Linked DNA regions of Homo sapiens: region 1 is linked to region 2. The links are chromatin loops, found by intact Hi-C in ENCODE. Cell type or tissue: testis. All regions are shown on one strand. Region 1 overlaps AHRR (aryl hydrocarbon receptor repressor). Region 2 overlaps AHRR (aryl hydrocarbon receptor repressor).

The links. Peaks named below come from ENCODE experiments on the same cell type or tissue, not always from the same donor. Only the 100,000 strongest peaks of a DNase experiment are listed, where the experiment ranks them.
Region 1: a loop joins it to region 2, with 2.4 times the contacts of the local background. A loop is called at or near these places in 5 of 110 quality-filtered maps.

Annotation. Positions count from the first base shown.
Region 1 is chr5:330,053-338,052 of GRCh38, forward strand. The region is part of intron 1 of AHRR (aryl hydrocarbon receptor repressor); the gene reads left to right. The region is part of intron 3 of PDCD6-AHRR (PDCD6-AHRR readthrough (NMD candidate)); the gene reads left to right. Among named protein-coding and RNA genes, the nearest start is that of AHRR, 12 kb to the left of the region's middle. In testis, no CTCF peak of the experiment used is centred here; no DNase peak of the experiment used is centred here.
Region 2 is chr5:417,444-425,443 of GRCh38, forward strand. AHRR (aryl hydrocarbon receptor repressor) reads left to right here. Exons shown (of 11, transcript NM_001377236.1): 6 at 5,286-5,415; 7 at 6,398-6,534. It overlaps PDCD6-AHRR (PDCD6-AHRR readthrough (NMD candidate)), which reads left to right. Exons shown (of 13, transcript NR_165163.2): 8 at 5,286-5,415; 9 at 6,398-6,534. Among named protein-coding and RNA genes, the nearest start is that of EXOC3-AS1, 22 kb to the right of the region's middle. RefSeq lists an enhancer at 7,248-7,867. In testis, no CTCF peak of the experiment used is centred here; a DNase peak (open chromatin) is centred at 3,398; H3K4me3 peaks cover 1,774 bases.

The DNA of each region.
Region 1 (8,000 bases), 87 kb before region 2:
GGGAAATGCTTTCAACTTTTCCTCATTCAGTATGATGTTAGCTGTGGGTCTGTAATAAATAGCCTTTATTATTTTGTGGTATGTTCCTTCTGTGCCTAGTTTTTTGAGGATTTTTATCATTAAGGGATCTGAAATTTATTAAAGGCATTTTCTGCATCTATTGAGTTGATCGTATGGTTTTTGTCCTTGATTCTGTTTATGTGATGTATTACATTTATTAATTTGCATATGTTGAACCATCCTTGTATCCCTGATACAAAGCCTACTTGATTGTGGTATATTATCTTTCTGATGGGCTGTTGGATTCAGTTAGTTAATATTTTGTTGAAGATTTTTTTTGAGACAGGGTCTCACTCTGTCACCCAGGCTGGACTACAGTGGCACCATCTTGGCTCACTGTAACCTCTGCCTCCTAAGTTCAAGCAATTCTCATGCCTCAGCCTCCCGAGTAGCTAGGCTTACAGGTGCACACCACCATGCCCTGATAATTTTTGCATTTTTAGTAGAGACAGCATTTTGCCGTGTTGGGCAGGCTGGCCTCAAATTCCTGGCCTCAAGTGATCCACCTGCCTTGGCCTCCCAAAGTGGGATTACAGTGTGAGCCACTGTGCGCCGCGGAGGATTTTTGAGTCTATGTTCATCAGGGATATTGGTCTGTAGTTTTCTTTTTCTGTTGTGTCTTTGTCTGATTTTGGTATCTGCGTGATATGGGCCTTCTAGAATGAGTTAGGGAGCATTCTCTCCTACTCAATTTTTTGGAACAGTTTCAGGAAGATTGGTCTTAGTTCTTTTTTTGCATGTTTGGTATAATTCAGCATTTTTTTTTTTTTTTTTTTTTTGAGACAGAGTCTCGGTCTGTCACCCAGGCTGGAGTGCAATGGTGTGATCTCGGCTCACTGCAAGCTCCGTCTCCTCCCGGGTTCATGCCGTTCTCCTGCCTCAGCCTCCCGAGTAGCTGGGACTACAGGCGCGTGCCACCATGCCCAGCTAATTTTTGTATTTTTAGTAGAGACGGGCTTTCACCATGTTGGCCAGGATGATCTTGATCTCTTGACCACGTGATCCACCCGCCTCGGCCTCCCAAAGTGCTGGGATTACAGGCGTGAGCCACTGCGCCTGGCCAGTTGTGAGCTTTTCTTTTGGGGGAGGTTTTTAATTACTGATTAAATCCCACTTTTCATTACTTATCTGTTCAGGTTTTCTATTTATTCCTGGTTCAGTCTTGGGAGATTGTATGTTTCCAGGAATTTATCCATTTCCTCTAGGTTTTCTAATCTGTGAGCATATAGTTGTTCATAATAGTCTCTGATGATCTTTTGTATTTCTGTGGTATTAGTGTTTTCCTTTTTCATTTCTGATTTTGTTTATTTGGGTCTTCTCTCTGTTAGTCTAGCAGTCTCTATTTCGTTTAGCACTGCTCTGGTCTTTGTTATTTCTTTTCTTCTGCTAATTTTGGTTTGGTTTGTTCTCGCTTTTCTAGTTCTTTGAGGCACATAATTAGATTGTTAACTTGTAATCTTTCTACTTTTTTGATATAGACATTTAATACTATAAACCAGGGGTCCTCAACCCCCAGGCCTCGGACCGGTACCTGTCCATGGCTCGCTAGGAACCAGGCCAAACAGCAGGAGTGAGTGGTGGACGGGTGAGCATTACCACCTGAGCTCTTCCTCCTGTCAGATCAGCAGCAGCATTAGATTCTCATAGGAGCACAAACCCTATTGTGAACTGTGCTTACGAAGGATCTAGGTTGCACGTTCCTTATGATAATCTAATGCCTAATAATCTGAGATGGAACAGTTTCATCCCAAAACCATCCCTACCGACATCTGCAGTCAGTGGAAAAATTGTCTTCCACAAAACCAGTACATGATGCCAAAAAGGTTGGGGACCACCACTATAAACTTCCCTCTTAGCACTGCTTTTGCTATATCCCATAGGTTTTTAAAGTATGTCGTGTTTAATTTTCATTTGTTTCAGCAATTTTTAAATTTCCATCTTAATCTCTTTGTTGACCCAGGAGCATATTGTTTAATTTCCATGTATGTATAGTTTCCAGAGTTGCTCTTGGTATTTATTTATGATTTTATTCCACTGTGGTTTGAGAAGATACTTAATATAATTTTAATTTTTAAACATTTGTTGAGAGGAAGAGGAGGAGAAGCAGGAGGAAGAAGAGGAAAAAAAGAAGAAAGAAAAATCTGTTAAGACTTTTTTTTTTTTTTTTTTTTTTAAGGCAGAGTCTCACTCTGTTGCCCAGGCTGGAGTGCAGTGGCATGATCTCGGCTCACCACAACCTCCGCCTCCTGGGTTCAAGTGATTCTCCTGCCTCAGCCTCCTGAGTAGCTGGGACTACGGGTGTGCACCACCATGCCCAGCTAATTTTTGTATTTTTAGTAGAGATGGTGTTTCACCATGTTGGCCAGGCTGGTCTCGAACTCCTGACCTCATGATCCACCCGCCTCGGCCTCCCAAAGTGCTGGGATTACAGGTGTGAGCCACTGCACCTGGCCAATACTTGTTTTGTGGCATAATATATGGTCTGTCTTGGAGAATGTCCCATGTGCTGATGAAAAGAACGTATCTTCTGCAGTTGTTGGGGAGAATATTCTATAATGTAAATGTATGTGGAGGCCTAAAGTCCAGTTGAAATCCCATGTTTCTTTGCTGATTTTCCATTTAGCTGATCTGTCTAATGCCATGAGTAGTGTGTTGAAGTCCCCACTATTACTGTATTGCTCTCTCTCTCTCTTTAGTTCTAGGAATATTTGTTTTATAAATCTGGGTGCACCAATGTTGGATGCATATGTATGTAGAATTGTTTTATCCTCTTGCCTAATTGATCCCTTTATCATTATATAATAAATGACCTTTGTCTTTTTTTTTTTTTTTTTTTACTGTTTTTGGCGTAAAGTCTGTTTTATCTGATATGAGTATAGCTACTGCTGTTCGCTTTTGGTTTCCGTCTGTGTGGAATGTATTTCCCCACCCCACCCCCCGCCTTTACTTTCAATCTGTATGTGTCTTTTTAAAAAAATAGAGACAGGATCTCGCTATGTTGCCTAGGCTGGTCTCAAACTCCTGGCCTCAAGCAATCCTCCCATCTTGACCTCCCAAAGTGCTGAGATTACAGGCTTGAGGAACAATGCCCAGCCTATGTGTGCCTTTAGTGGTAAAGTGAGTTTCTTGTATGCAGCATATAGTTGAATCATGCTTTTAAAAATCCATTCTGCCAATCAGTGTCTTTAAAGTGGAACATTTGCCTGGGCATGGTAGCTTACGCCTGTAATCCCAGCACTTTGGGAGGCAGAGGCAGGTGGATCACTTGAGGTCAGGAGTTCAAGATCAGCCTGGCCAACATGGTGAAACCCCATCTCTACTAAAAATACAAAAATTAGCCAGGAGTGGTGGTGGAGGGCTATAGTTCTAGCTACTCAGGAGGCTGGGGCAGGAGAGTCACTTGAACCTGGGAGGCGGAGGTTGCAGTGAACTGAGATTGCACCACTGCACTCCAGCCTGGGTGACAGAGTGAGACTCCATCTCAAAAAAAACAAAACAAAAAACCGGACTGTTAACCTGTTTACCTTCAAGGTTAATATTGGTATGTAAGGTTTGATTCCTGTTGTATTGTTATTTGTTTCCTAGTTGTTTTATAAGTTATTTGTTTCTTTCTTTTCCTCTGGCTGTTTGTCATTGTGGTTTGGCTGAATTCTGTAGCAGTGCCATTTGATTCCTTTCTCTTCGTCTGTGATTGCTTTATGAGTGAGTTTTATATATACTTTTGTGTGTTTCCATAATGGTGAATGTCGTCTTTTCACTTCCAAGTTAGGGCTTCCTTGAGCAGTTCTTGTGGGACTAGTGGTGATGAATTCCCTCAGATCGGCTTTTCTGGGAAAGACTTTATTTCTCCTTCATTTATGAAGGTTAGTCTTGCTGGATATCAAATTGTTGGCCGAAAGTTTTTTTCTTGCAGCAGTTTGAATATGTCACCTTATTCTCTTCTGGCCTGCAAGGTTTTTGCTGAGAACTCCACTCTTAGTCTGATGAAGTTTCCTTTATAGGTGACTAGATGCTTTTCTCTTGATTTTAGAATTTGCTCTTTCACTTTGACTTTGGACTGATTCATGGTGCACTGTGGTAGTGTCTTTTTTGCACGATGTTTTCCTGGGGATTGCTGAGCCTCCTGTGTCTGGATGCTTAGATCTCTTGCTAAACTTGGCAGGTTTTCATATATTCCTTCATTAAATAGGTTTTCTAAGCCTCTCAATATCTCTTCATCCTCAGGAAGACCAATAACTTGTAAATTCAGTCGCTGTATGTAGTCCCAGGTATCTCACAGGCTTTGCTCATTCTTTCTCATTCTTTTTGCTTTGTTTTTGTTTGATTGGATAGTTTCAAAAAGCCTGTCTTTTAAGTTCTGAAATTCTTTCTTCTGCTTGGTCTAGTCTATTGTTGGAGCTTTCAAATGTATTTTGTATTTCTGGTTTTTTTTAAAAAATGTATCTATCTCCTTGGTAAATATCTCATTCATATTCTGAATTAATCTTCTGAGTTCTTTGTATTGATTTTCAGATTCCTCACACATCTCATTGAACTTCTTTAAAATCAATATTTTGAATTCTTTATCTGGGATTTTGAGGATTTCTTTTGGTTGAGATTTATCTACTGCTGGAGAATTGTGTTTCTCTGGGATTGTCATATTACCCTGCTTTTTCATGTTTCTTGTGTCTTTATGTTGCTTTCTGCACATCTGGTGTAATAGTTGCTTTTTCTTGTTTTGGGGTTTACTTTTGTTGTTGGGGGGCACCTTTTACTGGAGATGTGACTGGGATGTTGGTTGGGTAGGGCCCTTTGGATTTACTTCTGAGGCATGCAGCAGTGAAGCCTCTGTATGTTTTATTTGGCTATTAGCAGTGTTAGTGGTATCTGCGGCTTCCTTGGTTAGGGTGCAGTTATTGGTGGCGGCTGTGGTGAAGTTGTGCTGGGGACTGGGATGCTGGGTGGGCCCATCTTCAGGCTTCAGTGGTAGCAGCTGTGGGTTAACCATGTCTATCCTTGTGCCCCAGGGTGGCACACACTGGCACCTGTGTTGGCAGTACCAGGCAGGCTGATTCTTGGGCCTCTGGGTGGCTTTCTCAGAAGCTAGTTGTAGTAGCAGTGTACCATGCGAGTGAGCAGGCTTCCTAGTTTTTGGGCAGCCAGAGTGGTGTGGGCAATGGTGGTGGCAGTGGTGGTGAGATGCACTTTTGGGTCCCAAGCTCTGTGTGCATGTGTTGGCAGTGGTTGCAATCGGCTGTGCTGGCCAGCCTCCAGACCAGCAGCTGGCACTTGCAGGTAGGTGCCAGCTGAGGTGGTAGTGGCAGGGTGTCCCCTGGGAGAAGGGCTCAGTGTCCCAGGTGGTGGACTGTGTTGTGGGTCCTCCAGGTCGCTGGATCCCACACTCTGTCTTGTGGGCAGGCTGGGGAAGGGGGATGCTGGGCAGAGCTGGACCAGGCAAGCTTGCTCTAGCCCCCTGAGTGCATGCACCAACTGTGACAGGTGCCACTGGGTGATTTTCAGGGCCCATGGCAGAATGCCTGGATGAGGGGCAGCTGCCACAGGGAGGGTGGGGCCAGTCCTAGCAGCCAGAGCCTTGGCCATGGATGGAAGACCTGCATCCCTTTCATGCCCCAATCCCCATGTGGCATGCTCCCCCATCCTGGCTGTTGGAGACAAAAGCTGATCCATCAGCCTTGGCAGTTTGTGCCTGGCCCGCAACTCAGCTCCAGGCTGTAGGCCCTGCACAGCTCAAGACCAGGCCCCCATGGCAACTCTCATCTTGCTCAAGTCCTGGGGGTGGTGCCTGCTTCCAGTGCTGGGAGCTGCAGCCCATGCTACACTTGCCTCTTAGTCCTGGTCCACTCTCACACCTCAGTTCCGCAAGCAGCAGTCCAAGTCCAAGTTTCCCTAATGCCTCGGACTGGCACTGCTTGTACCAGGAACATGCACCGTCTGCTAAGAACTAGGATGGAGAATGGTGTCTTGCTCTAGCTGCTTAAATTTCAGAAAGGGTATGAGACCCAGGGCATGTTCCCTCCTGGAGCACTTCCTTCTCAGTCTCCCTAAATCCGATGCAGATTTAGTCTCCTGTGTCAGGGACTGCATGATTCTCCAGTGGGAAAGTGGACTGCGGGAAGACCCACCCTCACCCTCTCATACTGGGGAGTCACTCCCAGTTCCCAGCCACTCTTGGCCACACATCCTGCCTGTTTTCCTTCTTCCTAAGTTTTGCTGTTTCCTGTCACTTTCCTGCTGAACTCCCATGTTGTCTCTTGGAAAATAGATTCAAAGTGTGATCATCGACACATTATTTTGGTTCTTCTAAGTGGATGAGGTGTGCTTGAAATGCTTCTAGTCAACCACCTTTTAAAAAAAGCCTTTGCCCATTTTAAAATTGGGTTGTCTTTTTGTTGTTGAATTGTAAGAGTTCTTTGTCTATGCTGGACACTAGACCCTTATCAGATAACATGATTTGTAAATGTTTATTGCCATTCTGTGGGTTGCCTCTTCACTTTCTTGGTAGTGTCTTGTGACACAAAAATTTTTAGTTTTGATGAAGTCCAATTTATCAATTTTTTTCTCTTATTACCCGTGCTTTTTGTGACAAATCTAAGAATCCATTGCCACATTTAAGGTCATTATCCAATCAAAGCCATTAAAGATGAATTCTTATGTATTCTTCGGAGTGTTATATTTTTAGCTCTTACATTAAAGTCTTTAGTCAATTTTAGGTTAATTTTTTTCATATTGTGTGAGGTAGGGATCCAACCTCATTCTTTGGTGTGTGGCTTTGTTTTTTTTTCCTCTTAGAGACAAGGCCTTGCTTGCTACCTTGCTCAGGCTGGCCAGTTATCTCAACACCATTTGTTGAAGAGATTGTTCTTTCCCTGCTGAACAGCCTTGGTGCCCTTGTGGAAAATCAATTGGTCATTGGTCATAATCAATTAGTATCTCTATTCTTATGCCACAGTTTCTTTCTTTTTAATGTTTTTTTTTAAAGCCAAACATTTTATTATGGCACTTTTGAAATATTTTACAAAAATAGAGAAAATTATACAAAGAGCTCAATTTTTTCATCAGCTAGCATAGGTAATCAACTATCAATATTGGCTGATCCAGTTTCATTTAAAGTCCAGCCTGCCAACCCCAGCCCACTTAGACTCCACTGTCCTCCCCACTTTATAGAGAAGCAAATCCCTAACATGCCATTTATTTCATATGTGTTTTAATGTGTATGTCTAAAACGTGGATTTTAAAAAATCAGCTCTCTGTTTTTCTTTATGTGTATGTATATACACACACATACATACAGGGTCTTGTTCTGTCACCCAGGCTGGAGTGCAGTGGTGTGATCTGGGCTCACTGCAGCCTTGACCTCCCAGGCTCAAGCGATACTCCTGCCTTAGTCTCCTGAGTAGCTGAGACTACAGACATGCGCCACCATGCTTGGCTAATTTTTAAAAATTATTTTCTGTAGAGATGAGGTCTCACTGTGTTGGCGTTTTATATTTTAAATTTTTTTTTATTTGAATTGAGAAACTTTAATGTTAGGAAGTCTAGATAGCAACAGTGATGCAGCTATGGAGGGGAGAGGAGAACTCTGGATGGTGCTCCGGGGCTGCGGGAGGCCCCTAAGGAGTGCGCTTGGAAGGGGGCTCCCTTCCCAAAGCTGGGGCTCGGGCCTCATTGGAGGAGGTGTAGGTTCCGTCCCCTGGAGGGCAGAGAAGTTTGCTGAGTTGCCCTGTCTATGGCAGTGGTGAGCAGGAACACGAAAAAATAGGAAGCACTGGAACCAGGAGAGGCTCCTTCTTCCTGCTGGGCTCCTCTAGGACCGTATTCAGGCCAGTGCAACATCATGCCCTCTATAGGAAGAAATGCTGAAAGACTGCGGCTTATTAATGCAGATCAGGCAGGATGGAGAGTCTGGAGCCTACAGGCAACAAACAGGTAGCTGGCACAGC
Region 2 (8,000 bases):
CTTGGTCTGTATGTGCAGGGCCCGAGTCTAGAGAAGGCCGCTTGGTCTGCCTTCTGCATGCTCAGAATCACTGTCAACTCTAGTTACTGCATCTTGAGCTGCCCTGAGTTCTCCAGATGCACCCAGAGCCGCTGCCTTTAGCCATGGCTCGATGGTCTCACCCCAGGGTTTGGCTTTGGGGACTGGGGCAGGTGCTGTGCAGAGCAGCTTTGATTCCAGGTCAGAACTTGCTAATTGGACTTTTTGTTTTCTTGGCACTTGGTCATTTTTCCCCAAGCATGAGAAGTTAAAAAAAAAAAGTTTTGCCTTGATTATGAGGAAATTGGTTCCAAATGCCATTAAATCAGGCATTGCCTCTAGTTTATGCAAAATATCTCATGAAAAAATTAGAGCAGCTTTGTGCTTGTGTGAGCTTATTGTGCAAAATGCTTTACAAAAAGTCAGGAACCAATTATTCCCAGTCACAGCATGAGTGCATGATTTCAGTGTCTTCAAGCTCAGCATGCTTAGTGATGAATAAACGGCTTTAGGCGTATATTTTAGTTGCCATTGACATTTGTTGATTCAATAAGTTGTTCGTTCTCTCAAAGATTAGAGCTCGTCGATCAGAGCAGTTAGAATCCCACAGGCATGGTTAGCAGATGTGTGCAAGCTTTTGCACAAAAAGGTAAAAATGTTAGCTGCTAGAGTGAGCAGCATATTGAAATTGGAAATGATTTTATTCTAAACTCCCTAAGTGGTAGTGTAAAACTAAAGTAAAGACTGTCTTTAGTTGACGAAAGGAGGGTTTGTTTTTGTACGGTTTGGATAATTTTAACATCATGCTCTCCCCCTCCCATTTCTCCCACCATGTCTCTTGATGTCACTTTGTAGGAATTAGACTTTAAAAGATTAAGAAAGACTTAGGGCAGACATGCCACACTGATGATTAAAACACAGAACTTTGTTCCCTCAACCCAAACAGGACTTACATCTCACCCTGTCTTCAGATTTGCCTCAGTTGGAGAAGTCTTTCCAGCTCTCCTGCACCCTCCTCCACATGTGCCATCTGGCCTCGGTTCAGCAGCAGACCCTTTCTCGCCTGTTGATTCCCTTTTGTTACCTGACTGCGGGGTTGGAGATGATGGATGAGGCACTCGGGGAGGCCTGCGGCTGCTCAGGGAGGGCACTTGGGGTGGGGGTCACCTTCCAGGGGTCTACAAAGCTCAGGGTTGCCTGTGGAAACTCATGCGAGGGCCATTTTGGTGTAGGTCAGCAGGGCGGGACTGCAGCTGCTCTGGCGCAGGAGGCGGCAGACTCCATGCTGAAGAACTGGAGAGAGAGAGCTCCAGAAGATGCAGGGCCTCATGATCTGGCGCAGCACCAGCTACTGTGAGGACAGCCGGGTGCCCATGCAGCAGGTGCACCCAGGCCTCCAGCACTGCCATGTGCCTCTGGCGCAAGCGCAGGTCTTGGTGACTGGTGAGTTGGAGAAGTCCCAGGACCGCCTGACTGGGGGCACCAGGCATTACAGTGACAAAGCCAGATTCCCTAGATGCGGGGAGTGAGGGCTCCAGGTGAAGCAGCAGCTGCTGGCCATGTGACCATGGGTGCAGATGACCTTGTATGCCTCATCCTGACCGTGACCACAAAGCTGAAGGAGTCTCTCTCTTCTATTGGGAAATAAGTCTTTGCCTGTGGTCGTTGGGGCTGAGGGCAAGAATCTATTTTTTAAAAGGAATGGGATTTTTTTTTTTTTTTTGAGACAGTCTTGCTCTGTTGTCCAGGCTGGAGTGCAGTGGCACAATCTCGGCTCACTGCAACCTCTGCCTCCTGGGTTCAAGCAAGTCTCCTGCCTCAGCCTCCTGAGTAGCTGAGATTACAGGTGTGTGCCACCAAGCCTGGCTAAATTTTGTATTTTTAGAAGAGACGGGGCTTCACCATGTTGAAGCCAGGCTGATCTCAAACTCCCAACCTCAAGTGATCTGCCCGCCTTGGCCTCCTAAAGTGCTGGGATTACAGGCGTGAACCACTGTGCCCGGCTGAGAGTTTTAGTCTTTTAAGCAACATTTATAAATGAAGAAATTAGGGATGGCAGCAAGTGTAAGGGGAATGTTGCTTGCCTCTGGATGCTGGTTCCTCTGCGTTTCACTTCTAAAAAACTGGCCCTAAAACGTGTCAAGAGCTCGCACAGGAGTGTTTGGAGCCATATTTCCCATTGTCCTGGCAAAGCCGGGGCCCTCCATGGTGCCCGGCTCTTACTGCACAGGGACCAACAGGCCGGCCCATAAGAGCTGATGGGGTTGGTATTTCTGTTTGTTGCCAACCCCTGTTTACCGGAAGTGTCCCCACACCATTTTCCATAAGCTGTGAAACAAATGTCATAAGGTCTCTAATTTAGAAGGGGGAAGACCCAGGTTTCTGGGTCTTTGTTTCCTTGGTTTTGTGTTATGTGTGCCAGGGTGTAAAGTGGATTTTAAGATGTGGAATTGGGAGGTAGAGTGGTTTAGAATAAGAACTCCGAAAGGTTCCTTGTGGATCCCCTTTTCTGGCCATCGGGATGTGGATGTGCATTTGTTAAACTTCTCACACGCTGCATCCTTCAGCCTGGAGACCCTTTGGAAACACGAGGTGACGCCACGGTAGTTATTCAGCTAAGCTTCCCTCTGACGGGCCCTGAGGCTGCCGCCATAGAGCGGCAGAACCGTGCAGTTCCTGGAGGAGAAGGGGGTTTTGATTGCGAAATGTTCCAGTATCCAGAGTGAACACTGAAGGAGGAGCCGTTGGCTACTTGGTAAGAGAGCTGTGAAGTCCTGGATTTGGGAAAACCTGTTTTCATAGAACAGGATGGGATGGAAGCCTAAACCCAGCATTCCTTACTAGCCCCTGAATTAACAGAGCCCAACGAAGACAATCCCCTGGCAACAGGAAGTCAAGGGAGAAAGAAGGAGCCCCAGGCTGGGAGGAGTGCGGACTCCCCGAGCAAAGGAGGAGTGACCCCCCACTGCTCACCAAACACTAGCTGGGGGGCCTTTGCAGTTGAACGGAGGTGGGGCCTGCAGATGCTGGGCAAGCTGCTTCCCTGCAGGAGGAAGCCAGTCTTGAGTCCTGGCTCACACCACAGACAGCTTCAGGGCATGATGGAAGTTTCCAGAAGATAACAGGGCAGAGCTAGACCCATGAGGAAACATTTCTCAGGACAAAAGCCTTCCCCATGTGGAGAGGATGGAAGGGTTGGGCCTTGTGGTGTCCACCAGGAGGGCGGGATGGCAGCGGGGACACCTTGCATGGAAGGCGGCCCAGAAGGGACTGGGCAAGGCAGCTGGACGGCTCAGTGGGGATTCCAGAAAGAGACACCTCCGCGCTGCACGCACGCAGCCACGCAGCCACCCACCCACGCAGCCACCCACCCACGCAGCACGCACAGACCCACGCACGCAGCCACCCACCCACGCAGCACGCACAGACCCACGCACGCAGCACGCACGCATCCAGGCACGCACACGCAGCCACCCACCCACACAGGCGCACATACGCTGGCACCGCTGAACAGCCAAAATATACACGATGGTTCTTCTTATGGTTCAGGAGGTGGAAAGTTGAAACCATAGCAAGAAACGTGGCCTATCCACCGCAGCGACTAAAAGATAAAGAGGGAAAAGGACAAACATTGGCCAGAAGGTGCAGCGGCTGGAGCGTTCGCGCCTTAACTGGAAGAGGAGCCGCCCCGCCTGGGAGGCCGCTCTGGCGCCCGGCTGGTGCCGGGCAGGAGGCCCTTGCGGACCCAGCGGCCTCCTCGTCGGCAACGCCCACCCCGCGGTTCAGCCACGGAGCGGATGCCGTGTGCAGGCACGGAACGGGCGAGGCTGTTGCGCTGCAGGTGCCCCCACGGTCGCGATGCGGGGCAGGGGGATGCCGGTGGGTATCATCCCTCCACGTGGAGTCCGCGCACAGTACCAGCCCCCACACGGAGGGCGGCCCGGACTCAGAGGCACAGGCAGAAGCAGCCTCGCGGGTGCCGGCGATGCCCTGTGGCCTCATCTGGGTGGGGTCCCGCGGGGTGTTTTCTTGAAGGTGACTCACCCAACGGTGTGTTCGTGATTGGGCGCATTTTGGCCTAGGTTACCCTCCAGTTACAAGTCCTTAGGAAGGCACCATGGCAGAGCCGCGGAGGAGTGCACCGCGGGGATGCTGGCGCCGCCCTTTTCACCTCGAGGGGTCTCTGTTCCTCTGTTCACCGCTTTCTGTGACAGCGCATTCACAGAAGGGAACTGCGGAGGCACAGACAGAGTCCAGCCCCTTTAGTGAGGGCCACCTCCTCCTTCTGCTCTCCTGAGGCTGTGTCTCATCTTGTTCGGGGAGCCCCGCAGGTCCTTGCCATTGGGTTGCTTGAAGATGCTCGTCCCTTTAGGGTGAGTTTGTTAGTTACATTCCTCTGAAGTCTTGACTCTTAAGGAGCTCCTCCTCCAGTTAGGAAGAACCACTTGGTTATTATCACGATAATAAATGCCATTTAGAATTAGGTCACCCAGAAAGAGTCCTAAGGTTCTAGCAGTCCCTGGCACGGTTAATTATTCGGGGCTGGCGGGTGGCGGGCCAGGCTCCAGGTGCAGATGCCTGACTTTCTTCAGTTAGGAGAAGGGAGAGGACGGTGGGATGGCCGGCCTTCCTCAGGCGCCGACACGCTCACTGGCAGTGGTGACAGCTGAGTACCCCTTGAAGTCAGTCTTCGTGGCCCGCAGTGTCAGCCTCTGTCGCCAGACATGGACCCTGGGTGCCTGTGAGGGTCAGCCTCTGTGTCAGGGCCCAGATTAGCTTCTGAGCAGGTGGAAGGAGAGAGGACTAGAGAGAGGCCTGTGAACTGGCAGGTCCTTGAGGCATCGTGAAAGTGGGTGAAGGTTGAGGCCTGGGTGTCAGGAAGAAGGAAATCACAGGCCATAAGATGTGAAGTGATGGGAAACCGAGTCACAAAGAGTCCAAGTCGACAGGAAAGTGGATGTCTTGGCCCCAGAGTGTCTGCGGCCCAGAAGATGCCCGTCTCTTAGCCTCCCGCTTGCCCCGAAAGGCTGGATGTGGGCACCACTTGGCGGGCAGACGGGTGGGCGGGTGCTCCAGGCAACTTAGACATCTTCTCAGGAGGGAGTGGGGAACCGGGGCCAAGCGCCGTCTCTTCGGTGGGATTCTCTCCCTGTGGCTGTGACTTGCTTTGACAAGTGGAGTGGAAATTTTTCGGTTACTCGTCGGTGGAATAAAGTGTCTAAAGCCACTTGGGGTAAGGCTGAAATAATCTTGTTGCGCTATTTCAGACGGATGTAATGCACCAGAACATTTATGACTACATCCACGTGGACGACCGCCAGGACTTCTGCCGGCAGCTCCACTGGGCCATGGACCCTCCCCAGGTGGTGTTTGGGCAGCCCCCGCCCTTGGAGACAGGTGGGTGTCTGGGGTCCAAGTGAGTCAGCAAAACCTAAAGCAGGTCCCATAACACATCGCTGCCTCTGGAAATGACCCTGTCGCACCTTCTTGGTGTGCTTTGCCTTACACATTGACCTTAGCGCCAAATCTCACCTTTCTTCAGAGGCCTCCTCCCATGTCCCTCCCTGTCCTCTGATTCGGCTGCCACAGCTCCGTGTGGCTCGAGTGTGCTTCACTCCTGGTTGCTTTCCTGGGCTCTGCCAGGCTTGAGGTCACCGCCATTCTTGTCACCTCACCACGAGCTGCAGTCCTGGCCTCTTGTTTTGCAAACTCCCCTCAAGTCTCACGTCTGCCAGGAAGTTTCATACAGTTTGCTTCATACTAGAGTTATCCAATAAAAGTCCCTGAAAGATTGTTGCCATTCAGAGTTGGTTGCCCCTTTTCACAGAAGACCCCTGCACAGGGCTTGCTCTCAACCTCCCTGTGGCGCTGACTGATGAGATAAGCCTGGCAGGTGTGGAGCTCCTTGACAGGCAATGACAGGCGGGGGCTGTGCTGGGACAGTTGCATCTGGGCTCTGAGGAGAGGCGACACCTGCCCGCGGTCCTGTGCAGAGGGTGGCTCCTGGGTTCTCTCGCACGTATCCGCAGAAGCCTGAAATAATTCACGGAAAGTTTCCACCATGACAGTATGATTGACCTTAAAACAGCAAAGCCCAGGCACCTACATGCAAGACCCTTCTGTAAAGCTAAAAACAAGCAAGATGAAACCATTGGTCCATCGTCATGCATGCACATGTACTAAAAACGATGTTTTTAAAGGCAAAGGATGATGAAGGCAAAATTTGAGTGACATCTAGAGGGATGCTGGGGGCGGGAGGATGGCACAGTGATAGGGTTTACATGACCTGGCGCGTGAGAGCCGTGGGCGTGGTTGTGCGTGTGACACGTGTGTTTTGGCTTCTCCCACCGCCACGCCCCTTGGCCCCTATGGTCTGCAGGAGATGATGCTATCCTGGGGAGGCTGCTCAGGGCCCAGGAGTGGGGCACAGGCACGCCCACCGAGTACTCGGCCTTCCTGACCCGCTGCTTCATCTGCCGTGTGCGCTGCCTGCTGGACAGCACCTCGGGCTTCCTGGTGAGTGCGTGGGTCCCTGGCAGGGGGCTCCCGACATCTGGGATGCATTCTACCCTGGTGTGGAAGGAAACAGAGGGCAAGAGGGGGTGGGGGCGTTAAACCACATGTCCCTGGTGGAGGGACGGGGGCCGGTGCTGAGCTCTGTGTACCCTGTGATGGTGTGGGGGTGTTAACCCATGTGTCTCTGGTGGGTGGGAGAGGGCTGGGCACTGAGCTCTGTGCACCCTGTGATGGTGTGGGGGTGTTAACCCATGTGTCTCTGGTGGGGGGGCGAGGGCCGGTGCTGAGCTCTGTGCACCCTGTGATGGTGTGGGGGCTTTAACCCACGTGTCTCTGGTGGGTGGGAGAGGGCTGGGCACTGAGCTCTGTGCACCCTGTGATGGTGTGGGGGTGTTAACCCATGTGTCCCTGGTGGGGGGGCGAGGGCCGGTGCTGAGCTCTGTGCACCCTGTGATGGTATGGGGGTGTTAACCCATGTGTCTCTGGTGGGTGGGAGAGGGCTGGGCACTGAGCTCTGTGCACCCGGCGATGGTGTGGGGCTGTGACGCCTCTGGGCATGCGTGATGAGTCAACCGTGAGGCCTGCTGTGGTGGACAAGCCAGGTCGATGAGAATGTAAAACTCTGCAGTAGGTTTATACTCTAGTTGTACCTTTATTTAAAACTTATTAAAATATTTTTTAAAATGTGCCCCACATCTGCCAAGGGCTGGCAAACTGGGAGAGCCTCTGGCTGTGGCTGGCGTGAGTGGCTGAGCCCATGGCATCTGCTGAGCTTTTTGGTTTCACCCTCTTCTCTTGCAAACAGATACTTGGGGTTTTCACTTCTGCTATTTGACCATTTCTTCTTCCAGCTCCTCATTGAATCAGAGAACTCCTCCCCATCGGACATGTCAGGGCAAAGGCCTCCCACCCTGTCCCAGAGCCCTGCCCACCTTGCAGACCCTCCAGGCACTGTGGTCCCCCTGGCCACAGCACAGTCAGCCCTGGGTCATGGCCCCTCAGAGCCCCAGTGGTGGCCCTTGCTGTCTCCTGGCTGCAATTCAATGCCACAAGGCCCTCAGACCCCAGCACCCCACAAGGCCCTCTGACTCCAGCACTGTAGCTGGGCAGGCCCCCTGGGCTCAGCTTTCCACCCATTTGTGGACCCATGACCTCCTGGGGACCTTGGGTGCAGACGGTCCCCATGGCAGAGGTACCTGTGGGTCTGCCTGTTTCTGTGTCTTTCCCACCCACTGGGTGCCTGGTGGAAGGACCAGCTCTCCACAGGCCCCAGATCTGTTGCCACGCACACGCCCCAGGGCACATCTTTCATTTAGGTAGCTAGGGACAATAAAGTTTTATTTATTTATTTATTTATTTTTGATGGAGTCTCGCTCTGTCACCCAGGCTGGAGTGCCTGGTGCAATCTCGGCTCACTGCAAGCTCCGCCTCCTGGGTTCACGCCATTCTCCTGCCTCAGCCTCCTG